Linked DNA regions of Homo sapiens: region 1 is linked to region 2. The links are chromatin loops, found by intact Hi-C in ENCODE. Cell type or tissue: IMR-90. All regions are shown on one strand. Links, peaks and the distances in the headings refer to the core of each region. The heading gives the core; the rest is flanking DNA.

Evidence for each region. Hi-C counts contacts between places; a loop is a spot of excess contacts. Peaks named below come from ENCODE experiments on the same cell type or tissue, not always from the same donor. Only the 100,000 strongest peaks of a DNase experiment are listed, where the experiment ranks them.
Region 1: it touches region 2 in a loop (2.4-fold over the local background); 3 of 110 quality-filtered maps call a loop at or near these places.

The regions. Positions count from the first base shown.
Region 1 is chr1:203,800,802-203,813,416 of GRCh38, forward strand. It overlaps ZBED6 (zinc finger BED-type containing 6), which reads left to right. Exons shown (of 17, transcript NM_001395895.1): 1 at 1-2,215. ZC3H11A (zinc finger CCCH-type containing 11A) reads left to right here. Exons shown (of 18, transcript NM_001376342.1): 2 at 774-2,215. LOC128031836 reads left to right here and starts at 1,293. Exons shown (of 1, transcript NM_001414738.1): 1 at 1,293-1,391. The coding sequence starts at 1,293. The coding sequence ends at 1,391. It also overlaps the pseudogene LOC100420338. RefSeq lists an enhancer at 2,424-2,925. In IMR-90, for the core only: a CTCF peak has its summit at 6,631; a DNase peak (open chromatin) is centred at 6,600; H3K27ac peaks cover 503 bases.
Region 2 is chr1:203,707,936-203,720,550 of GRCh38, forward strand. ATP2B4 (ATPase plasma membrane Ca2+ transporting 4) reads left to right here. Exons shown (of 21, transcript NM_001684.5): 10 at 1-169; 11 at 1,366-1,607; 12 at 2,942-3,173; 13 at 4,025-4,204; 14 at 5,230-5,317; 15 at 6,236-6,342; 16 at 12,614-12,615. Among named protein-coding and RNA genes, the nearest start is that of SNORA77, 15 kb to the right of the region's middle. In IMR-90, for the core only: no CTCF peak of the experiment used is centred there; no DNase peak of the experiment used is centred there.

The sequences.
Region 1 (12,615 bases), core at 1,808-9,807, 92 kb after region 2:
TGGGAAATTTTATTGCTCTGAAATCAACGAAATGAGAAAAAAGTACACTGGCTGGCATTCCTCCTGCCCCTGTTTTTCTGTTTCCTTAAAAACCCTGATGCTTAATTACAACTTGGCAAAAAGAAAACCCGTGAAATTGTTTTATATTTGGAAATTTCTAATTGCCTCCTCATACTGGTCAGCTTTATAATTTCAAATTGTTGAGTGTGATAGTGTTACCCTTTAGAATTGGATCTTATATAAAAGGGAAATATTAGAAAACAATTAGGAAAATATACTTTTAGTCTTTGAAATGCCTGTTTTAACCTTTATAAAATATTATAAAAATAGATTGTGTAGGTACTTTCAAATAATTTATGGGTAAAAACAGACTAAAATGTTTGCAAGAATTGGAAAAGGTTGAATGGGAATTGTAATGAGAGCCCTTTGAACATGCTTGGAAAAACCCAGTAGACATTTCCCAAAGATTGTTTCTGTAATTTTAGGTAATCTTTTTAAAAACATACTTAATGACCCATTATACTGTATTAACTGTGCGGTTGTTTTGGCCACTGAATTCTTAATGAAAACTAAGCAGTCGGTATTTTTATGTGTTAGGAATCATTGGTGAAATGAGTGAATTGATCTCATTTTAAGATCCCTTTCTACTCTGAAAGTATGTTTCTGAGATTGAGTAGGAGGCCAGAAAATGATGACTTTTAGTAAAAGTCTATTAAAAGTTTCAGACTGAATAACTAATGTGAGATCCCAATTTTTCCTTTTTTTCATTTTAGATTTGGGGATATTCCCTGCCCAAAAAATTCCTGGAAAATTGACTAGTATTAAGTGTGAGTAAAAGGTGTCCACTTTTTTTTAAGTTTTGATTTTAGTTTTGTCTTGGATAGTATTTGGCAAGATTTAGCCTAGAAATTATGTAGTATTTATTACATAAGAATCAAAATTGCTTTGTTACTGGGCTGGTTTCAAAGTTTAGAACTCATTTCTATGTATCAAAATCGGGTTTTTTTTGGTTTTGATTTTTTTTTTTTTTAAATTCTTAAATGGTAAATATGCCATTGTGAAATGAAATCTCAACTCCAAAAGTTTACCCTTTTACTAACTGGAGTAAATGTATACTTACAAAGTCTTTAGCTGTAGCCATTAGTAGTAAAGAATTTGGACCTAGGCTGCGTAAGCAAGCCTTTCCAGGGCCACTATTTAATGGCAAACCAGTGATACTGGTGTTGATACAAAATAAGAAATAAATTTTCCCTTAGATAAAGCTTTCTGTGTTTTGACAGTGCCAGTTTAGAATGGCTATAATGCTGCTCTGCCTTCTACAGCTTGCTGCACCACTCTGTAGTTACTCTATTACCATACGTTTCTATCTTTTTTGGTTAAACACTCCCTGATGACGATGATGGATATATATACATACATCCATATTATACATAATGATATATGTGTAAGGATTTACCTTCGTCTTTATTTTGTGGGCTGGGCAAAATTTAGTGTAACAATAACTTCATGATACTTTGGTATAAGAGTAAGTTCTTTATTTTTATAATGAACCCAAATCTAAAGTCTTTTATAGTGCATTTTAAAAGGGGAAACTTATCCAAATGTTATATTTCTATACATTTTTGTGTATATGTGTGTGTGTATAAGCCAGTTAGTATATATCTGTATGTATATTATATACATAAAACACTATATTTTTACATACAAGTATGCTTTTATTATACAGATAATAAAGATGGGGGAAGGTTTCTGTTTTTTTCTTAATAGGTGAAGAAATCTTGAAGACCAGAAATTGGATCTTACTGAAAAACTGATGTTTTTTTGTTTTTTTTTTAAATTATATTGTTCAGCTATGGAAGATGGAGTTTTTTTTCATGATCCTTTAACTCTCAAGTTCATCTTTAAATGAACTCTTTTTTTTTGTTTTTTTTTTGTTTTGTTTTGTTTTGTTTTTGAGGAGATAACTAACCCTAGCTGTCTCCAGTCTGACAAAGGTTATTTGAATGGACTTAATCTCCCAGTAGTTGGGAGATGTTTTAAAAACACATGCTGTGTTTGAATTGTGGCTGAGAGGTTTTCTTGGCAATGTGAGGAGGAAATTTTTTTCTGCCTCATTATTATTAATTCATGGATTGAGTGTTGGTTCGACCTACAGGCGTAATAGATTGGAACTCAGTGAAGACACAGATGTTCCTGTTCAGAGCAACCAGCTAATGTAAGTGGGGAAGCAGGCATTTTTCGCATGAAAGGAGTGAACATTCTTGTCATTTAAGGCATAATTTTCATGGATCAGTAAGAAATTAAAAGGCCATTGTTCAGACATTTTTGCTTGTACATAATTGTTTACAAATTTTTAGTTTTGGGATGGAAACATATTTTTTTCTTTCTTTTCTTTTTTTCTTTTTTGGAGACGGAGTTTTACTCTTGTCCCCTAGGCTGGAGTGCAATGGTGCCATCTTGGCTCACTGCAACCTCCTCCTCCCAGGTTCAAGCAGTTCTCCTGCCTCAGCCTCCTGGGTAGCTGGGATTACAGATGTGCACCACTACACCGGATAATTTTTGTATTATTAGTGGAGATGAAGTTTCACCATCTTGGCCAGGCTGGTCTGGAATTCCTGACCTCAGGTGATCCACCAGCCTCAGCCTCCCAAAGTGCTGGGATTACAGGCATGAGCCACCGCCTCTGGCCCATAGTTTTTCTTTCTTTGTTTTGATAATATATGTACATTGTAAAAAAGGTAAAAACAGCATAGCCAAAGTGAAATCTTCCTGTAATTCCATCTCCTTGGAGAAAAGCACTGGGTTATTTTGTTTCGTTTTGAAACAGGGTCTTGTGCTCTGTCACTGAGGCTGGAGTGCAGTGGCATGATCATAGCTCACTGCAACGTCAAACCCCTGGGCTTAAGAGATCCTATTGCCGAAGCCTCCTGAGTAGCTGGAACTACAGGTGTGCCCCACTGTACCTGGCTACTTTTTAAAACCTTTTGTAGAGATGGAGTTGCTCTGTGTTGCCCAGGCTGTTCTCAAACTCCTGGGTTCAAGCAGTCTTCCTGCCTTGGCCAACCAGTGTTGGGATTACAGGTGTGAGCCACCATGCCTGGCCTCCCATTCCTTTTTAAATAATGATTCTAGATGATTTTATAATCAAGTTCCAGTAATAAACTCTAATTGGGATTTTGACTTGAATTACATTCGATGTGTGCATTATTTTTTGGGGAGAAGTAATTTCTTTAATCCTCTATTTATTCATTATCCAGGTCTTCTGTGCCTTAGTAGTTTCATAGTGTTTTGGTTTTGTTTTTAATTTAATGTGGGTCTTGCATACTTCTTCATTTTCTTCCTGTATATGTGTTTTTTTTTTTTTTTTTGAGACAGAGTCTCGCTCTGTCGCCCAGGCTGGAGTGCAGTGGCGTGATCTCGATTCACTGCAAACTCCGCCTCCCGGGTTCACGCCATTCTCCTGCCTCAGCCTCCCGAGTAGCTGGGACTACAGGCACCCGCCACCTCGCCTGGCTAACTTTTTTGTATTTTTAGTAGAGACGGGGTTTCACCGTGTTAGACAGGATGGTCTCCATCTCCTGACCTCGTGATCCGCCCGCCTCGGCCTCCCAAAGTGCTAGGATTACAAGCATGAGCCACCACGCCCGGCCCTTCCTGTATATCTTTTTATTGTGAATGGTCTCTTCCTGTATATCTTTTTACTGTGAGTGGTACTCTGCCATCATCTGAATGATTATTGCTGGTATGAAGGAAATTTACTGCTTCTTGTAGATCTTACATTTTTATTATTTTCAATTTGTTTTAGTTGATAGATTTTCTAGTTTGCAAGCATGTAATCTGCAGGTTCTGGATTTTTTTCTTTTTTGCCTCATCTTTTTTTTTTTTTTTGATATGGAGTATTGCTCTCGTTGCCTAGGCTGGAGTGCAATGGTGCTGTCTTGGCTCATTGCAACCTCTGCCTTCCAGGTTCAAGTGATTCTTCTGTCTCAGCCTCCCAAGTAGCTGAGATTACAGGCGCATGCCACCATGCCCGGCTGATTTTTGTATTTTTAGTAGAGATGGGGTTTCATCATATTGGCCAGGCTGGTCTCAAACTCCTGACCTCAGGTGATCTGCCCAACTCGGCCTCCTAAAGTGCTGGGATTACAGGCGTGAGCTATTGTGCCCGGCCTGTCTCGTCTTTTTAATATATGTTTGTAATTTATGCCTTTTTTTCCTTTTGAAAAAATTGAGTAAATAAATGTCCTATTCATCAAATATCAAGAAATATTCATTATTGATTTCAAGATGTAGTATTAAGGAAACCACAGAATCAAAATACCCACTTCTGATACAGTAGTGATTTTTTTTTTTTTTTTTGAGACAGAGTCTTGCTCTGTCGCCCAGGCTGTGGGGTGATCTTGGCTCACTGGACCTCCGCCTCCTGGGTTCAAGCAATTCTCCTGCTTCAGTCTCCCGAGAGTAGGACTACAGGCGCCCGCCACCACACCCGGCTAATTTTTTGTATTTTTAGTAGAGATGGGGTTTCACCATGTTGGCCAGGCTGGTCTCGAACTTCTGACCTTGTGATCTGCCTGCCTCAGCCTTTCAAAGTGCTGGGATTACAGGTGTGAGCCACCGCGCCCTGCCAGAATCAAGTTTTAGTACAAAGAAAGCATTTCCCAAGCAATGAGTCTCAAAGGAAAAAAATAGAAGAGCAATGTAATTAAACTTTCCTTCAAAGAAAGGACAGAAACGTATCTGTTACGGTAAATTTGGAAAGATCAGTATTTCATAGTCCCATAATATGTTTTACATGATGTACTTAAATGCAAATGTATGAAGCAGGGATCTGTGGCAATCCAAATTCATCCACCAGAACTCCATCCTTGTTTTTGTGACAGTGGGAACACCTTCTGGAATTGCAGGTGCAGATGCTGGCTCATCTAAATAGAACTCTTGGTCAGCCACAAGCTCATCACCCAGTGTATCCAACTCTGCTTCTAGGTTGTCTTCATCTAATTCTGGGCCGCCATAACTGCGACTCAGTGCTTCTTGGATTTCATTTGCATCTTCCATCATGTCCACTAGCTGGTCTTGTAAATTCTCAATCTGGTCAGTTTTCACTTGCTTGTCTACCTTCATTTCCTTTGCTCCCAGTTTCATAGCATCAACCGTGGTCTTGGTATCCTTCAATGACTGGATGGTGTAATTAACTTGTTTCATGTTGAATGACTCTTGGGTGCGATTGTCCTGCTGCTGCTCATACATCCGCTTTTGTTTTAAAACTCGCAAGGCTTTCTGCGTAATCATATTCTTTGTAGGACCCCCTCTCATCTTGATCTGGTCCTTATACTTCACTAGCTCAGCATCCAATCTAGAAATCTTGTCAGTGGATTCTGCCCTGCTGTCCACCATGCCAATGCAGTCATTCAGGCTGGGCAGCGGAGCCTTAATTTCACTTTCCTGAAGAATCAGTTTATCTTGAGTGGCTGTAAAGGAACCCATACACCTTTTTTTCTTTTTCCTTTTTTTTTTTGAGACGGAGTCTCGCTCTGTCACTAGGCTGGAGTTCAAGTGGCATAATCTTGGCTCACTGCAGCCTCTGCCTTCCGGGTTCAAGCGATTCTCCTGCCTCAGCCTGCTGAGTAGCTGGGATTATAGGCATCTGCCATCATGCCCGGCTAATTTTTGTATTTTTTAATAGAGATTAGGTTTCACCATGTTGGCCAGGCTGGTCTTGAGCTCCTGGACTCAAGTGATCAGCCCACCTAGGCCTCCCAAAGTGCTGGGATTATAGGCATGAGCCACCGTGCCCGGCCTAACACCTTTTTTTCTTAATGCATATACTAGAACATCTGGAACAGTGTTGAAAGATGGTGAAGACTGTTGAATGGGTGTCCTTTTTTCGCTTATCTTGAGTTAGTTTACCTCTAGTGTTTTACCATATTGCATATGCTGATGATTTCTGGTGATTATGTGCATTTATGCTAGGAAGTACCTTACAATTTACCAAGTTTTTGTTGAGTGGATATTGCACCTCAGGTTCCTTTTTTTTTTTTTTTTTGCTATTTTACTTGATAAAGACTACTTCAAGTACTTTTCTTCACTTTTTAACCATTTTTTCTTTTTTGAAGTCTTTCAAAAATTACTACAGGATTTTTTTTGTTTTTTACCCCTTTTACTCTAGTAAATATAATGAGTTTCCTAATGTTAACCCATTCCTAGTCCCAGAATAAACCTTTTTGATTATGTAGTGTTATTTATTTTATTTCAATTTTTATTTAGAGATGGGGTCTCATTGTGTTGCCCAGGCTGGTCTCAAACTCCTAGCCTCAAGTCAGTAATCCTCCCAAAGCTCCGGGATTACAGGCATGAGCTACCATTCCTGACCATGTTACTATTTTAATATACAGCTGGTTCAATTTGCTAATGCTTTATTTAGGATTTTTTATCTGTGTCATAAATCAGATGTCCAAAGCAGCTGTTTTAAACATTTTTAAAATTTTTATTTATTTATTTAGAGACAGTGTCTTGCTCTTTTGCCCAGGTTGGAATACAGTGATGTGATCATAGCTCAGTGCAACCTCAAACTCCTGGGCTCAAGGCTTCCTCCAGCGTCAGCCCCCTGAGTAGCTGGGATTACAAATGTGACTCACTATGCCTGGCTATTGGTAAAAATATTATGACTGTTTTTTGGGTTTGTAATATATGTGACACAAAGTTTTGTTTTGTCTTACTGTTTTTTTTTTGTTGGTTTTTTAGAGATAGAGTCTCGCTCTGCCTCCCAGGCTGGAGTGCAGTGATGTGATCATAGCTCACTGCAGTCTCAAACTCCTGGGCTCAAGTGATCCTTCCAGCTCAGCCTCCCAAGTAGCTAGGACCACAGATGTATGGACCATGCCCAGCTAAATTTTTTTTTCTTTTGGGAGAGAGACATGGTCTCACTATGTTGCCCAGGCTTATTTATTTATTTTTTGAGAGAGGGTCTTGCTCTGTTGCGCAGACCAGAGTGCAGTGGGGCAGTCACGGCTCACTGCAGCCTCGACCTCTTGGGCTCAAGCAATCCTTCTGCCTCAGCGTCCCAAGTAGCTGGGAGTAAAGACATGTGCCACCATACCTGGCTAATTTTTTAATTTAGTGTAGAAACTAGGTCTCATTATGTTGCCCAGGCTGGTCTTGAACTCCTGGGTTCAAGCAGTCCTCCTGTCTCGGCCTCTCAAAGTGCTGGCATTACGGATGTGAGCCACCATGCCTGGCCTGTTTTGTTTTTTTTCTACTTTTATTGAGTACTTTTTTGTAAGTTCTTTTTCTTAAGTTAGAATATTTTCTTGAGTATTTTTCAAAAGTATAAGTACATAGGTGATATACTTTTTGAGAATTTTTGTATCTAAAAACTTCTAAGTTCTGAGCTATTTGTGAAATGTAGTTTGAAATTCTAAACTTAAAGGTCATAATCTCCTTTACATTCTGGATGAATAGCATTTTGTCTTTTGGCATTTAGAGATTCAGATGAGAAGTCTAATAATGTCAAGTCTGATTTTCTTTCCTTTGTTGTCAATCTGATTTTTCCTGAAAGTTTGTATGATTTTGTCTTTACCATTGGAATTCAAAAATTTTACCATGTCTGTGTATAGCAGAGATGTCTTTAAAGAAAAGTTCTGCCTGGCATTTGATGATCCCCTTTAATGTAAAGACTCAAGTCCATCAAATTTAAGGAAATGTTCTTATATTGTTTCTTTCATAATCTCTACAAATTCCATTCCTTTTTAGGATTTCTATTTATAGAAATTGAGTTTTCTGGAATTATTTTCATTTCATATACAATTTCCCTCTTAGTGACATATGTTGGCATTTTTGGTTTGGATTCGTGGAGATGTCGTGTCAGTAATCTCTTGTAATTCAGTTATTATGTTTTTCATCAGTGTTTATTCTGTTCTTTCCTCTACTGAAATCTATTTTTGAAGGTAGGGGCTGGAAATTAGAGTCTTCATCTTCGTCGTCGTCATCGCCATCTTCTTCTTTTTTTTCTTCATTATTATCATTATTTTATATATTTATTTTCTTGAGAAGGCGTTTTTCTGTTGTTGCCCAGGATGGAGTGCAATGGCACAATCTTGGCTCACTGCAACCTCCACCTCCCGGGTTCAGGTGATTCTCCTGCCTCAGCCTCCCAAGTAGCTGGGATTACAGGCATTCGCCACCACGCCCAGCTAATTTTGTATTTTTAGTAGAGACAGGATTTCACCATGTTGGTCAAGCTGGTCTCGAACTCCTGACCTCAGGTGATCCACCTGTCTCGGCCTCCCAAAGTGCTAGGATTACAGGCATGAGCCACCACACCCAGCCTGAGTTTTCTTATTATTTTTGAAGCTTTGTTTTCTTCTCACTGTTTTTTTTTTTTTTTTTTTTTGAGATGGAGTCTTGCTTTGTCTCCCAGGCTGGAGTGCAGTGGCATGATCTTGGCTCACTGCAACCTCCGCCTCCAGGGTTCAAGCGATTCTTCTGCCTCAGCCTCCCGAGTAACTGGGACAACAGGCGCACACTACCGTGCCCGGCTAATTTTTTATATTTTTAGTAGAGGCGGTGTTTCACCATATTGGCCAGGCTGGTCTCAAACTCCTGACCTCGTGATCCGCCCATCTCCGAAATCCCAGGTTGCTGGGATTACAGGCCTGAGCCACCGCACCCAGCCCCACTCTTTTTTCATAGTGGTATGTTCATTTGTAGCAATGCTATATCCTTTAAAACTTGCTGAGAGCATGAAGATTTTAAAATAATATGTCCTTTTTCCTACATTAACTTCTAGAGAGTGGGTTGAGAAAGGTCCCATTATTTTTCTTGGCTTCATATTTTCAAACGGTTATTTTCTGTTGAAAAGTAACCAGGTTAACCGGGTGCGGTGGCTCACGGCTGTAATCCTAGCACTTTGTGAGGCTGAGATGGGCAGATCACTTGAGGTCAGGAGTTCGAGACCAATCTGGCCAACATGGTGAAACCCCGTCTCTACTAAAAATACAAAAATTAGCCAGGCATGGTGGCAGGCGCCTGTAATTCCAGCTACTCGGGAGGGTGAGGCAGGAGAATTGCTTGAACCCAGGAGGTGGAGGTTGCAGTAAGTCAAGATCACGCAACTGCACTCCAGGTTTGGGCAACAGAGCGAGACTCTCTCAAAAATAACAAAACTAAACAAAAAAAAGTAACTGGGTTTTTCTTGGCAACCTAGATACTTTTTTTTTCCTTTTAAACTTAAGAAATTTATGGATGTGCATCTTTGTTTTGTGTTTTTGCATGGGATAGTATTGATTATAAAGTCATTGGAGCATCATTTAAAAGCTGGAGTGGTGTTTTTTTTGTTTTTGTTTTTTGTTTTTTTTTTAAGAGATGAGGTCTGTCTGTTGCCCAGGCTGTTCTTGAACTCCTGGTCTCAAGTGATCCTCTTGCCTTGGTCTCTCAAAGTGTTAGGATTATAGGCATGAGCCACTGCACCTGGCCTTGCCGTTTTCTTGAATGGCAATTATATTTGTTTTTATCCTAGTGAAAGTTACAGAAGCTTAGTGTATAAAGATGATATATAAAGAAACTTTTCTTTTTTTCTTTATCTCTTATTTCCTTTTTCTTGTTTTACATTGTAGCTGTTAGGTTTTTTTTTTTTTTGAGACAGAGTCTCACTCTGTCGCCCAGGCTAGAGTGCAGTGGCGCGATCTCAGCTCACTGCAACCTGCACCTCTGGGGTTCACACCATTCTCCTGCCTCAGCCTCCAGAGTAGCTGGGACCACAGGCGCCCACCACCACGCCCAGCTAATTTTTTGTATTTTTAGTAGAGATGGGGTTTCACAGTGTCAGCCAGGATGGTCTCGATCTCCTGACCTCGTGATCCACCCGCCTCGGACTCCCAAAATGCTGGGAATACAGGCGTGAGCCACCGCGCCCGGCCAGCTCTTAGATCTGACGAAGGAGTTTTTTCTGTTGAAACATTAGTAAGGGAGTGTTATCTACTCAGGATTCCATTTCTCCACACTCTGCCCAACTTTGAGGGCTCTTTGCAGAAAATGATTTGAAAATTAGTTGTGGGCCAGACGCTCACGCCTGTAATCCCAGCACTTTGAGAGGTTGAGGCGGGCAGATGACCTGAGGTCAGGAGTTTCACACCAGCCTGGCCACTATGGTGAAACTCCATCTCTACTAAAAATACAAAAAAAAAAAAAAATTAGCAGGGTATGGTGGTAGGCGCCTGTAATCCCAGTTACTTGGGAGGCTGAGGCAAGAGAATCGCTTGAAACCAGAAGGTGGAGGTTGCAATGAGCCGAGATTGCGCCACTGCACTCCAGCAGCCTGGGTAGAAGAGTGAAACTCTGTCACAAAAAAAAAAAAAAAAAAGCCAAGTGTGGTGGTGGGCACCTGTAATTCCAGCTACTTGGGAGGCTGAGGCAGGCGACTCACTTGAACCCAGGAGGTGGAGGTTGCAGTCAGCTGAGGTCGTGCCATTGCACTTCAGCCTGGGCAACAAGAGCAAAACTCGAAACTCCGTCTCCAGATAAATAAATAAATAAAATTAGTTGCCAAAAAATTGTAAATTCTGCTGTGTCTTTGCATTTCATAGCTACCATTTCATTGTTTCAATTACTTTGTTGCTGGTCTTTCTAAAACCGGTAACAGTTTCAAATATGTTCTTTGGAATATTGATTTTGTGAGTGAGATTGACCTCTAAGCCTTTTATTCCCCTTAAAAACTTTTTTTTTCTGGAGGCAGAATCTTGCTCTGTTGCCTAGTCTGGAGTGCAGTGGCAAGATTGTGGCTCACTGCAACCTCTGCCCCCTGGATTCAAGCGATTCTTGTACATTAGCCTCCCGAGTAGCTGAGACTACAGTTGTGGGCTACCACGCCTGGCTAATTTTTTGTATTTTCAGTAGAGATGGGATTTTGCCATGTTGGCCAGGCTGGTCTTGAACTCTTGACCTCAAATGACTTTTTTTATTATTAAACTTTTTCCTTTGTTGCATATATGTCTGAAAAGTATTCAGATAGCTTTGTCTTTTTCTTTTTTTTTTTTTTTAGACAGGTCTCACTGTCACCCAGGCTGGAGTGCAGTAGTGTGATCTTGGTTCACTGCAACCTCCACCTCCTGTGTTCAAGTGATTCTCACACCTCAGCCTCCTGAGTAGCTGGGACTATAGATGTGTGCCACCATGCTTGGCTAATTTTTATATTTTTTGATAGAGACGAGGTTTCACCATGTTGGCCAGGCTGGTCTTGAACTACTGACCTCAAGTGATCCACCCACCTCGGCCTCCCAAAGTGCTGGGATTACATGTATGAGTCACCACACTGGGCCTTAACTTTCATTTTAAATTCAGGGGTACATGTGCAGGATGTGCAGGTTTGTTACACAGGTAAATGTGTGTCGTGGGGGTTTGTTGTACAGATTATTTCATCACCCAGGTATTAAGCCTAGTATCTATTAGTTGTTTTTCCTGATCCTCTCCCTCCTCCCACCTTCTACCTTCTGATAGGCTCCAGTGTTTGTTGTTCCCCTCTATGTGTCCAAGTGTTCTCAGCATTTAGCTCCCACTTATAAGTGAGAACATGCTGTATTTGGTTTCCTGTTTCTGCATTAGTTTGCTAAGGATAATAGCCTCTGGCTCCATTCATGTCCCTGCAAAGGACATGATTTTGTTCCTTTTTATTGGATGCATACTATTCCATGTTTTGTGTTTTTTTCAGACTTCTGTCTTGTTGCTTCCCATCCTCACCAGCATTTAGTGCTTTCAGTATTTTGGATTTTAGCCATTCTAAATTTTTTTTTTTTTTTTTTTTTGAGACGGAGTCTCACTCTGTTGCCCAGGCTGGAGTATAGTGGCATGATCTCGGCTCACTGCAGCCTCTGCCTCCTAGGTTCAAACGATTCTCCTGTTTTTGCCTCCTGAGTAGCTGGGATTACAGGTGTGTGCTACCACGGCCAGCTAATTTTTGTATTTTTAGTAGAGATGGGGTCTCACCATGTTTGCCAAGCTCGTCTTGAACTCCTGACCTCAGATGACCCACCTGCCTCGGCCTCCCAAAGTGCTGGGATTACAAGTGTGAGCCACTGTGCCCAAATGGATTTTAGCCATTAGAAAAGGAATTTGCAATCCCTAATGATGCATGATGTTGGGCAAGATTTCAAATGCTTATTTTCCATCTGTATACCTTCTTTGGTGAGGTACCTGTTCAGATCTTTTGCCTTTTTGAATTGGGGAGTTGTTTTCTTATTTTTGAGTTTCAAGAGTTATATATTTTGTATATCAGACCTTATCAGTTATGTTTTGCAAATATTTTCTCCCAGCCTGTGGCTTTTTCATTCTTTCTTAAGCTTCTTAACAGAGCTTTCACAGAGCAGACCTTTTTAATTTTAATGAACTCCAATTTAATGTTTTTTTGTTTTTTGTTTTTTGTTTTTTTTTGGATGGAGTTTTGCTCTTGTTGCCTAGGCTGGAGTGCAGTGGTGTGATCTCAGCTCACTGCAACCTCCGCCTCCCAGGTTCAAGCAATTCTCTTGCCTCAGCCTCCTCAGTAGCTGGGATCACAGGCATTCACCACCATGCCTGGCTAAATTTTAATGGTTTTTATTGAAAACCAATTTATTGGTTTTCTTT
Region 2 (12,615 bases), core at 2,529-10,528:
CTCTGATAAGACAGGCACGTTGACCATGAACCGCATGACTGTGGTACAAGCTTATATTGGGGGCATCCATTACCGTCAAATCCCAAGCCCTGATGTCTTCCTGCCCAAAGTCCTGGACCTCATTGTCAATGGCATTTCTATCAACAGTGCTTATACCTCCAAGATTCTGGTAAGCATTTCCTTTGCGTAGACACTTAGAGTGGGTGGTTGGAAGGGAACATCCATTTTCTCTGAAATGAACCCCCTTATTGTTTACACTGCCTAAATTGCCATCCCACATCCCATTTCTCACGCTGGAGTGAACATGTTTGGGTGAGACTACAGAAAAATCCCTGGGAGTCAATGGAGGGTTGGAGGTAAGGGCCTGTAAGAATCTATGGCCAGGAAATACCCTCCCAATTAGCATGTAAAAGCAATGTCTCTAAGGAGGGAAAGTAGAAAGTAACCCAAAGTAGAATTGGGCTTATCAGAAGTAAATTACTCACTTTCTAGAAACAAGCATAGTGTATTAGAATAAGACCCACACAAGGCGAGACACCAGCACTACCACTAGAGCAAACTACAAAATCCCTAAGCCCTGGATGGCACAAGGATCACGGTTACCACTGACCCCTCTCTGCCTACCCTTGAAAAACAACAGGCTAGGCATAGTGGCTCACTTCTGTAATCCCAGCACTTTGGGAAGCCAAAATGGTAAGATCGCTTGAGCCCAGGAGTTCGAGACCAGCCTGAGCAATATTGTGAGACCTCATCTCTACAAAAATAAACAAAATTAGCCAGGCATGGTTGCGCACCTGTAGTCCCAGCTACTCCAGAAGCTGAGGTGGGAGGATCACTTGAGCCTAAGAGGTCAAGTCTGCAGTGAGCTGAGATCACACCACTGCAGTCAAGCCTGGGCAACAGAGCAAGGTGCTATGTCAAAAAGAAAAAGAAAAAAGATGCCAGGTGCTGTGGCTCATGCCTGTAATCCCAACATTTTGGGAGGTTGAGGTGGGCAGATCACCTGAGGTCAGGAGTTCAAGACCAGCCTGGCCAACATGGTGAAACCCGGTCTCTACTAAAAATACAAAAATTAGCTAGGCATGGTGGCAGGTACCTGTAGTCCCTGCTACTCAGGAGGCTGAGGCAGAAGAATCACTTGAACCTGGGAGGTGGAGGTTGCAGTGAGCCAAGGTCGTGCCACTGCACTCCAGGCTGGGCAACAGAGCGAGACTCCATCTCCAAAAAAGAAAAAAAAAAATGTTATTTCCCCTATGAGCTCCAGGTATATAATGTGAAGGCTTTGTAAATGAGTTCTTTCTCCCTAAGTTCTCTGCCTTGTCAAGGCATCTTACTCAATAGTGCTGTGTATATTTCTTCTCCCAGCCTCCAGAGAAGGAGGGAGGCCTGCCTCGGCAGGTGGGCAACAAGACCGAGTGTGCTCTGCTAGGCTTTGTCACAGATCTGAAGCAGGATTATCAGGCTGTGCGTAATGAAGTGCCCGAGGAGAAGCTCTACAAGGTGTACACCTTTAACTCAGTGCGCAAGTCAATGAGCACCGTCATCAGGAATCCCAACGGTGGCTTCCGTATGTACAGCAAGGGCGCCTCTGAGATCATCTTGCGCAAGTGAGCACCCCCGACCACTCTGCTTCCCTTCAAGATCCTCTCCTCAGGAAGGCATGGGTGCACACCCCACACTGAACCCATGTGAATGAGGGAGCCCTCCAGCCAGGTGGTGACATAATAACTAATATCCAAGCGTCTACTCAGGCCACGCATGTTTTTTAAGTGCTTAAGGTGGCTTGTTGTATTTAATCCTCACAACTCAGTAAGGTGGGTACTATGATTATCCCTGTTTTACAGATGAGAAAACAGAGATATAAGGAAGTTAAGTATCTCACTCAAGGTGATACAGCTAATAGTGGCACAGCCAGGATTCAGACCTGGACGATCCTAAGTTTCCATTTCCTAATCTGAAAACAGAGATAGCCATACTCAGCTCCTAAAAGTACTACCCCCTCACTGTAACTAAATGATTCAATGTATGTAAAATGCCTTATACATAACAAGTACTAGAAACGTTTGTTCTGTGTTCTCTTTTCCTTCTCTTTCCTTCCCATTCCCATTTCTGATTACAGGGAATTTACATAACTTTAAAAGTGACTATTCGGCCAGGCGCAGTGGCTCACGCCTGTAATCCCAGCACTTTGGGAGGCCGAGGCAGGCAGAACACGAGGTCAGGAGTTCGAAACCAGCCCGACCAACATGGTGAAACCCTGTCTCTACTAAAAAAAAATACAAAAATTAGCCAGGCATGGTGGTGCGTGCCTGTAATCCCAGCTACTCAGGAGGCTGAGGCAGGAGAATCGCTTGAACCCAGAAGGCAGAGGTTGCAGTGAGCTGAGATCGCACCACTGCACTCCAGCCTGGGTGACAGAGTGAGACTCCATTACAAAAAAAAAAAAGTGACTATTAATAAATTACCCATAGTTCATCAAAAGTTGGCACTATACCTAAGTAGGGCTGAATTAACCAGTGCTCCAACATGGCTTTAGCCACCTTCTTTTAATCAGCACATTCTTGTATAGGAAACCTCCCCCAAACCACCAGCACCACACAGTGAGCACTATTCTAAATACTCGGATTGAAAAAGTCTCTCTGCCTTCAAGAAGTTCAAAAGAGCAGGTGATTCACAAATGACTTGCATTGCATTCACATATGGGTAAGAACAGATGACATGGGAGAATCCCACTCTCTATATATCTAGACCTTAACTCCATCCACAGCCCACCTACCTTGGAAAGAGGGACTCAGCTGGGTGATGAATGAAGGAAATGTTTGGCCACACTTGGAGCAATGTCTTTAGGAATAATACAGAGTTGCCAAAATACCTGTCAATGATTGTAGAAACGTATTGAGTGGGAAGGGAGACACCGCGTTCTTACTGTGCGCCTCCCCAGGTGTAATCGAATCCTGGACCGGAAAGGGGAAGCAGTGCCATTCAAGAATAAAGACAGAGATGATATGGTACGCACTGTCATCGAGCCCATGGCCTGTGATGGACTCCGGACTATCTGCATAGCTTACCGGGACTTCGATGACACAGAGCCCTCTTGGGACAATGAGAATGAGATCCTCACCGAACTGACCTGTATCGCGGTGGTGGGCATTGAGGACCCTGTGCGCCCAGAGGTGAGAGGGTGGGAAGCCACCCAGGAGTCTCAGGAAGTGGGGTACTAGTTCCCTTTCTAGTTGTGACCCCAGGCAGGTAACCTAACTGCCTCTCACTTAGAGGGATAGAAGTTTCTGTGCTTCCTGCTTCACAGGACTGCTGTGGAGTGCCAGTATGATCGAATGTGGCATTCCTAGGACTAATGCTGTCTGAGTGTTGAGAAGCAAAGGGCTTATTGGGCTCATTATTTGGTACTTAAGTGTTGTCAGGAGGTCAATTTAGCCAGGACACCAACTTTGTCTTTAGCTCCCTCCTTTCAATCAACACATTCTTTTTGAGTACCTGCTGTGTGCTGATAACTATTCTAGACACTAGGGGATTGAAAAGTCTCTGCTTCTAAGAAGTTTAGACAGATGGACTATTAATTCTCAAGGCCCAGAGGCATGAGAGGGTGTCATGCATGTGGGAAATTACAAAGAGCTGATATGGTTGGAACATGGGCCAGGTGGGTGGAGAGTGGCAAAAGCTTCTGCTAGAAAAGAAAGCACTGGCCAAATCGCAAAATGCCATTCATGCCCTGCCGAGAAGTCTCAATTGTAAGTGAAAGAGCAAGTTTTTACACCTCACTCCCAAAGCAAATTTCCCCTTCAACTCATGGTACAATAGGGCAAATTCAAATGTGACTGCCGTGGGTAGGACAGAAGTGAGGTGGCACCCAACAGTATCAAAATGACCAGACCTAGCCCATGCTGCATGGCACCACTTCTAGGGTGCCTTTCTCCTGTCTGCCACAAAGGGACAGACAAACAGGGACAGCTTACCAGGGTCATCACCCTCATCTGCGCCTTTCCCCTTTCTTCACTCTCCATAGGTGCCAGATGCTATTGCCAAATGCAAACAAGCTGGCATTACTGTCAGAATGGTGACAGGTGACAACATCAACACAGCCCGGGCCATTGCCACCAAATGTGGCATTCTGACACCTGGGGATGACTTCCTGTGCTTAGAAGGCAAAGAATTCAACCGGCTCATCCGCAACGAGAAAGGCGAGGTGGGTCCTGGCTAGGGGGAACCAGGACCTCACCTGACAAGGAAAAGGCGGGTTCTAGCATAAGGCATCTGGGTCATGTGCGGGAAGGTGGGTGGTTTCTAAAGTGAAAGCTATTCGTAGTGAAACATCTCCTTGTACCAAACTGCTGATATGGTAACATTGGGAGTTGCCGGCTGGGCGCGGTAGCTTACTCCTGTAATTCCAGCACTTTGGGAGGCCACGGCGGGTGGATCACAAGGTCAAGAGATAGAGACCATCCTGGCCAACATGGTGAAACCCCGTCTCTACCAAAAATACAAAAATTAGCTGGGCATGGTGGCGTGCACCTGTAGTCCCAGCTACTGGGGAGGCTGAGGCAGGAGAATCACTTGAACCTGGGAGGCGGAGGGTGCAGTGAGCCAAGATCATGCCACTGCACTCCAGCCTGGGCAACAGAGCAAGACTCCGTCTCAAAAAAGAAAAAAAAAAGAGGGGGGGAGTTGCTTGTGAATGAAGCTTGCTAGCTTCATTCACAAGCTATCTTTTGAGACAGTGTCACTAACTTTTCTTGTCTTTCTGCTTTTTCAGTTTTTTATACTGACTTCCCCCTAGCCCACCCCTCCTGTGTCCCTGCCCTTTGGCTAACAGTGGCTAAAGGAGAATGTGGTCTGGCGGTGGCACAGATCCAAGCTTTCCTGAGCTACATAGAAATCAAACCTAAGACCTCAGAAGCACCACTTTACCCACCCGAGCCAACAGCCAACCCTGGCCCACCTCCCATTAAAGGTCTGGGAAATGGGGGATTGGCTGCCAGGTAGGGACTTGGGAGGAAAAAGAAAAAAAGCAGGGCCTGAATGGTCATCATCCATGAATCTACCCTTGGAGACTGGTTGGCTGTTTCATCTCTGCTTAATCCAGAATAACACTTTCATGTGGGACTGTGGTGTACCCAATCTCCCAGTGACTCCAAGTGTATGGAGAAGTTAAGATTTTCCTGGATAGCTTTTCTGCATTTGACTGATCCAGGTGTGGTCTGGTGTTGGCAGGTAGAGCAAGAAAAGCTGGACAAGATCTGGCCTAAGCTTCGGGTCCTGGCGCGATCTTCTCCCACTGACAAGCACACCCTGGTGAAAGGTGAGGTTGGCTTCCAAATAGGTGCCTGCAACAGCTGAAGGCAGGCCAGGGCGAGGACAGATAAGAACCACCAGCCAAAGCCACTCTCCTGTCCAAATAGGGAGGTCCTAGGAGAGCTCCCAGGCTAGTGGGGAGAACATACAGTTAGCAAACATCTGAGCCCTTGGTGAGTATGACACACAATAAAGTTGTTGGGTTTTTATTTTTTTTATTTTTTGTTTTTATTTTTGGAGACCGAGTCTTGCTCTGTCACCCAGGCAGGAGTGGAGTGGTGCAATCTCAGCTCACTGCAACCTCCGCCTCGTGAGTTCAAGTGATTCTCCTGCCTCAGCCTCCCGAGTAGCTGGGACTACAGGCGCATGCCACCATGCCTGATTAATTTTTGTATTCTTAGTAGAGACAAGGTTTCACCATGTTGACCAGGCTGGTCTCGAACTCCTGACCCCAGGTGATCCGCCCACCTCGGCCTCCCAAAGTGTTGGGATTAGAGCCGTGAGCCACCGCACCTGGCAATTGCATGGGTTCTTAAAAACATGATCATGTCTTATTTACCAATAGTACTGTGAACTAGGCAGGGCAGGTATTCCCATTTTACAAATGAGGAAGTTTGAGGCTGAGAAGACAAGTAACTTACCCAAATTACCCAGCTGGTACGTGGAAATGGTGCAGTTTGACCCCTAGGTCTCTGCCTTGAAATCCATCCTATGTGTTCTTCATAGCTGTCTTAGGGTACCGGATGAGGACAAACTTAGTTCAGTGCTACTCATGAAACAACTTACTGCCCTTAGGTGGTTCCTGTAGAACTTCTAGGAAAGGGAAAAGGGAAGGAAAGAAGAAAGTAGAAGGAGTGGCGGGTGGTAGGAACTGAAGGGTGGGGGAGACCAGAAAAGCTCACTGTGGTGTGTCTGTTTCTCCCAGGCATAATTGACAGCACTGTTGGGGAACACCGGCAGGTCGTGGCTGTCACTGGTGATGGCACAAATGACGGGCCTGCTCTGAAGAAAGCGGATGTTGGTTTTGCCATGGTAAGCTCAGCACAGTGTCTCTCTGATTGCAAGCTGCCTTCTCCATCAGGAAGCCAGGTCCGGCTTCTGGTTGCCTGCTGCTTGCTACACCTGCATAGCCCATGGGGTGCTTTTTTGTCCAACTCCATCTCTCCTATCTACCGGGCCAATCATGATATATGTAACTGGGGACCCATCAAGTATGAAGAATAGATAAGAGGGAGGGAAGTCATGAAGAATCATATGCAGGAAAGCCAGACCAACATAAACTTGCCTATAAACATGTGAGGTTGTCAACTAGGCAAACTCTAGAAGATTTGTGTTCCCTATGGTAGGCGCTCTGTGTGGCTGGCACCATTGGGTATTCCGCTTTTCACTTCTGAGGCCAAGAGCATCAGAATCACTTGGAAAGTTCATGTGAAATCACATGTTCCAAGGCTCCACAGTTAGACGTCTTAATTCAGTAGGTCTGGGATGAATACCAGAATTTTTTTTTAACAGGCACACCAGTTAATTCTGATGTTCAGAAAGGTTTAGAAGCCCCCCAGATTCTATCCTCACACTCAAGTAGTTTATGATTATAAGCCTCCCATACAGATTGAACTGTTGGTGATTTTTAGCAGTGGAAGGACATTTAAGAAGTCATCTATCTTTAGAGAACTCTTTTTTTTAAGGGTTTTATTCTAGGAAATTTCAAGAATATGCAAAAATAGGGAGAATTGACAGGTACCTGTCACTCAGCTTCAACTATGATCAACACATGGCCAATCTTGTTTCAGTGATTCCCCCCCATTTACATCCCCAGTCTTCAGCTGAATTGTTTTTGAAGCAAATGCAAGGCATCATGTAATTTCATCCTTAAAAATTTCATGGCCGGGTGCAGTGGCTCACACCTGTAATCCCAGCTACTCGGGAGGCTGAGGTAGGAGAATCACTTGAACCCGGGAGGCAGAGGTTGCAGCGAGCCAAGATCACGCCACTGCACTCCAGCCTGGGTGACAAAGCTAGACTCTGTCTCAAAAAACAAAAGAGATTCCCCCTCATTGACTATTTGATTACTCTGAGGCGGGCAGATCGCCTGAGGTCAGGAGTTCGAGACCAGTCTAGCCAGCATGGTGAAACCCCAGCTCTACTAAAAATACAAAAATTAGCTGGGCATGATGGTAGGCGCCTGTAATCCTAGCTACTCCGGAGGCTGAGGCAGGAGAATCACTTGAACCTGGGAGGCAGAGGTTACGATGAGCCGAGTTAGCACCACTGCACCCCAGCCTGGGTGACAGAGCAAGATTCCGTCTCAAAAAAAATTTTCTTTTCATTATATGGGGGGATGGTGTGGGGCAAAAAAAAAAATTTCATTATATGCCTCTAAATAATAATTATATATCAATAATCTATATATCTAAAAGAATCTTAATACCATTATCTCAGAACAAAATCGATGCTTCCTTACTATCATGAAATTTCTAGTTTGTTCACATTTTCCTAACTGACTCAAATGTTTTTATAGTTTATTTGCCCAAATCAGGATTCAGATAAGATCCATAACTTGCAGTTATTTGATACATCTGTTAAGTCTCTTAACCTATCTCTTGGAGTGCGCCTCCTTCCAGCTGTACCAGTAGCTGTACTAGCTGTATAGTAGGTTTCTATACAAACCCATAGAATGCAGATTCACCCACTCAGGCCCCACCCCAGATTTACTGAATTGGAAAGCCGGGAACTGGGGCCCAGAAATCTTAATTAATTATGTTAAATCTGTTAAATGTGTTTTGACAGGCTCTCTCAGTGATTCTATGTACCCTAAACTTTAAGAATCACTGATCTTATAGGATCTCTATGTTGGGAGTCCCCAAAAACACCCCTATATTCATGGGGTTGCTAGGAGGACTCATGGGACTTGGCATATAGTTGTACTCATGACTAAGATTCATAACAGTGATGTAGTAAGAATACAGTTGGATCATAAAAGAAAAAGACAATGGCAGAATCTGGATAAATCTATTTGCAGTCTTTCTTATGCTCTCCCTCCCATGAGGAGTCAAACAGAGTCCATTCTTTCCCCACTAATGAAAACACAGAAATATATGTGTGATGTTCTGCCTAGGGAAGCCCATCATGGACTTAGTACCCAAGGTTTTTCTTGAGGCTGGTCACATAGGCACCTTCTGCCTAGCACATACCAAAATTCCAGACTCCCAAAAGGAAAGCAAATGTTCAATGTAAACCACATTGTTCGGACACAGTCTAGACACAATGAGCCACCTTTATCAGTTAGTTGTTGAGGGCAAGCATTCTGAGAGCCCATTTCCCAGAAGCCAGCCAAGGGCCCACCCTGCAAGCATTCCTTCCTAAGGACAGTCGTCTCAGGCCTGCTGTGTTAACTCTCTTTTGCACAATCCCCCTCCATCTTTTTTCCTAGCAACTTAGTTTTGAAGGAAGTGGGTTGTTTGTCTGCAGAGACTATCCCTCAGTATAGATTTTGTTGATTATTTCACTGTGATTTCCTTTAACGTATTATTTTCTTCCTTATATTTCCTATAAGCAAGTAGTTGGTTCTAGAAGTTATCAGATTCTAGACCCTTTCTTTCATTGAGGGCTGCAAAATGACAATATTGTAATTCTTTATTTATTAACTTAAATACTTACATAAAAAGAGATTCCCGGCCGGGCGTAGTGGCTCGTGCTTGTAATCCCAGCACTTTGGGAGGCTGAGGCAGGCAGATCACGAGGTCAGGAGTTCAAGACCAGCCTGGCCAAAACAGTGAAACCCGTCTCTACTAAAAACACAAAAATTAGCTGGGCATGATGGCGGGCGCCTGTAATCCCAGCTACTTGGGAGGCTGAGGCAGGAGAATCACTTGAACCCGGGAGGCAGAGGTTGCAGTGAGCCAAGATCACGCCTCTGCATTCCAGCCTGGGTGACAAAGCTAGACTCCATCTCAAAAAACAAAAGAGATTCCCCCTCATTGACTATTTGATTACTCTGAGGTTCCAATCCTACCTGAAAGGTAGGTTTTTGGTTTGTTTTTTAATTACTGGTTTTTTTTAAAATGATGAGTTGACTTTTTAGGAACCTCCAAAGGTGACCAATGAGTGGATTTTTTTTTAAGTATCATTACGAATTCATAGATTTAAGTATATTTGATGTGTTTCAATCCACTGCTCTTAGTATGGTTTTGATGCTCAAAGTGATCCACCATTAGGCAGAAGAGGCCTCTTCAACATTGCTGAGTCCTTTAGATACAACCCCAGTTGTTTTTAATAGCTTTCTTGGTTTATTCTTGGTTTTTTCGTTCTTTTTTATCCTGGATAGGAGATAGTCCATTTCTCCAAGGATTCCTGCTTCATTTTAATGTGAAATGGTATTTATTTTATTTATTTATTTATTTATTTATTTATTTATGAGACGGGGCCTTGCTCTGTCACCCAGGCTGGAGTGCAGTGGGGCAGTCTCGGCTCACTGCAACCTCCACTTCCCAGGTTCAAACAATTCTCCTGCCTCAGCCTCCTGAGTTAGCTGGGATTACAGGCAGCTGCCACCAAGCCTGGCTAATTTTTTGTATTTTTAGTAGAGATGGGGTTTCACCATGTTGGCCAGGCTGGTCTCAAACTCCTGACCGCAAGTGATCCACCTACCTCAACCTCCCAAAGTGCTGTGATTACAGGGGTGAGCCACCGCGCCCGGCCTGAAACGGCCTCCCAACACTTTGGGAGGCCAAGGGGGAAGGAGCACTAGAGAACACAATTGGAACTCAAAGGTGTTCCTTGCTACTGAGTAGATCTTTGTTTCTAAGCCTTTTCAGTGGACAAAGCTAAGAAGTATGCTCTTAAGTCTCACTTGCTTTTGTGTTTGTTTTGTGTTTGCTCACAAAGAGAAAATACTTCGTGAATTCATATTTCTGTTTTTCATTTACTTTTAGAATTACATATTTTTTATTCCACTTTTAGAAGAAATAATAATTTTTTAAAGAATTATAGATGTCTAACTTCCTGATTTATAACTTTCTAATTTTATTTTATTTTATTTTATTTTATTTTATTTTATTTAGTTATTTATTTTGAGACACAGTCTCACTCTGTCGCCCAGGCTGGAGTGCAGTGGCATGATCTTGGCTCACTGCAACCTCTGCCTCCCAGGTACAAGCAGTTCTCCTGCTTCAGCGTCCTGAGTAGCTGGGATTACAGGCGTGTGCCACCACACCCTGCTAATTTTTGTATTTTTTAGTAGAGATGGAGTTTCGCCATTTTGGCCAGAGTGGTCTCAAACTCCTACCCTCAAGTGATCTGCCCACCTTGGCCTCCCAAAATGCTGGGATTACAGGCATGAGCCACCACACCCAGCTTCTAATTGTATTTAACTTCCCTGATTTTATGTTTGTATCCCTTAAGCTGAAAATTTTGATTCCTAATTGCATTAACATGATTATTTTTTGTTTTATTCTAAAATATTTCAAGTAGTTACAAAATATCAATAATATTAATAATACAGTTACTCTGCCAAAAACAATTAAATATTTTTCTCATAGTTCCTTTTATCCATAGGTATATGCTACCAGGAATGTGCCATCAAATTATTGTTTTTAAGTCATTTGTAACATTTGTCTGTGTGTGTGCAGTTGTGCTACCAAGTGGCTACCAGATCATTTATATCATGTTACTTTCCGTTTTGGAGATTGCTTTTTAGGCCAGTGTGGTGGCTCACACCCGTAATCAATCGCAACACTTTGGGAGGCCAAGGGAGAAGGAGCACTAGAAGCCAGGATTTCGAGACCAGCCTGGACAATATAGTGAGACTCCCATCTCTAAAAAAAATAAAAAATTAGCCAAGTGTGCTGGCACACACCTGTCGTCCCAGCTACTCAGGAGGCTGAGGTGGGAGGATTGCTTGAGCCCAAGAATTCAAGGCTGCAGTGAGCCAAGATCACACCTCTGCACTCCAGCCTAGATGACAGAGCAAGACCCTGTCTCGAAAAAAAAAAAAAAAAAAAAGCAAGAGAGATAAAATACATGGTTCTAAAGTCAAATGTACAAAACAAGGTATATTCATACAAATCCGGCTTCCACCCTCATTGCCTTTGCCTTGCTGCTTCCCTCTTAATTCAATAGGTAATTTTTTTCTGTCGTTTTTGGTGTATTCTTCTGTTTGCTCCTTTAAAGTATAATCAAATGCAGTCTGGGCACGGTGGCACATGACTATAATCCCAGCACTTTGGGAGGCCAAGGCAGGTGGATCACCTGAGGTCAGGAGTTCAAGACCAGCCTGGCCAACATGATGAAACCCCTATCTCTACTAAAAATACAAAATTAGCCCGTCATGGTGGTGCGTCCCTGTAATCCCAGCCACTCAGGAGGCTGAGGCAGGAGAGGAGACTCGCTTGAACCCAGGAGTCAGAGGTAGCAGTGAGCTGAGATCACACCACTGCTGTCCAGCCTGGGCAACAGAGGGAGACTCTGTCTCAAAAACTATAAATAAATAAATAAATAAATAAATAAATAAATGTAATATATTCATGGCCTGCCCCCTTAGATAAGTGATACCATACCATCAACTCATTTTTCTACCTTTCTTTCTTCACTTACCAACATAACTTAGAGATTATTTCATAATAGTAATTATAAAGCTGGGCGATATAGAGAGACCCCCATGTCTACAAAAAATTTAAAAATTAACCAAGCAGGGTGAGCAAATGCCTGTAGTCCCGTTACTCAGGAGGCCAAGGTGGGAGGATCATTGGAGCCCCAGATGTGGAGCTTGCATTTAGCTGAGATCCTGCCACTGCACTCCAGCCTGGACAAAGCAAGACCTTGTCTCAAATTTTTTTTTAATTTAACTTAAAAGGAAAATTTTGAACAAAGATGAAATTTTGGAACTGTGCTGCCATACTACTACTCCTAGAACAAATGCAGAGTTTCTCAAAGGTGTCGGAATAACATGGGCTTAAGTGAGATACTGGCAGTGGCAACAGAAATGTGAGAATTTGGAGGTAGAATAGACAGGATTTGCTCTCTACCTTTTAATTAGTTTCCAAGGTTGAGGGAGTAGGAGGGGAGGGTGAAAGGGATATCAAAGATGATTGTAATTCCCAGTCTGAGCTCAACAGTAAGGTTGGTGGCATCAGGCCGCAGCCCTCCTTTCTCTAGAGTGACAGTGACACATTTGCTCTTTGTTTTCTTTTGTGTGACTAGTGTGCCCTGTAGTATTTACACTGACTTCGGAAGCTTCCTGGAGGTCAGGAAATGGAGCCTGGGCTTTATCCACTCCCTCACTGTTTTCCCTCCCATCTTACCTCAGGG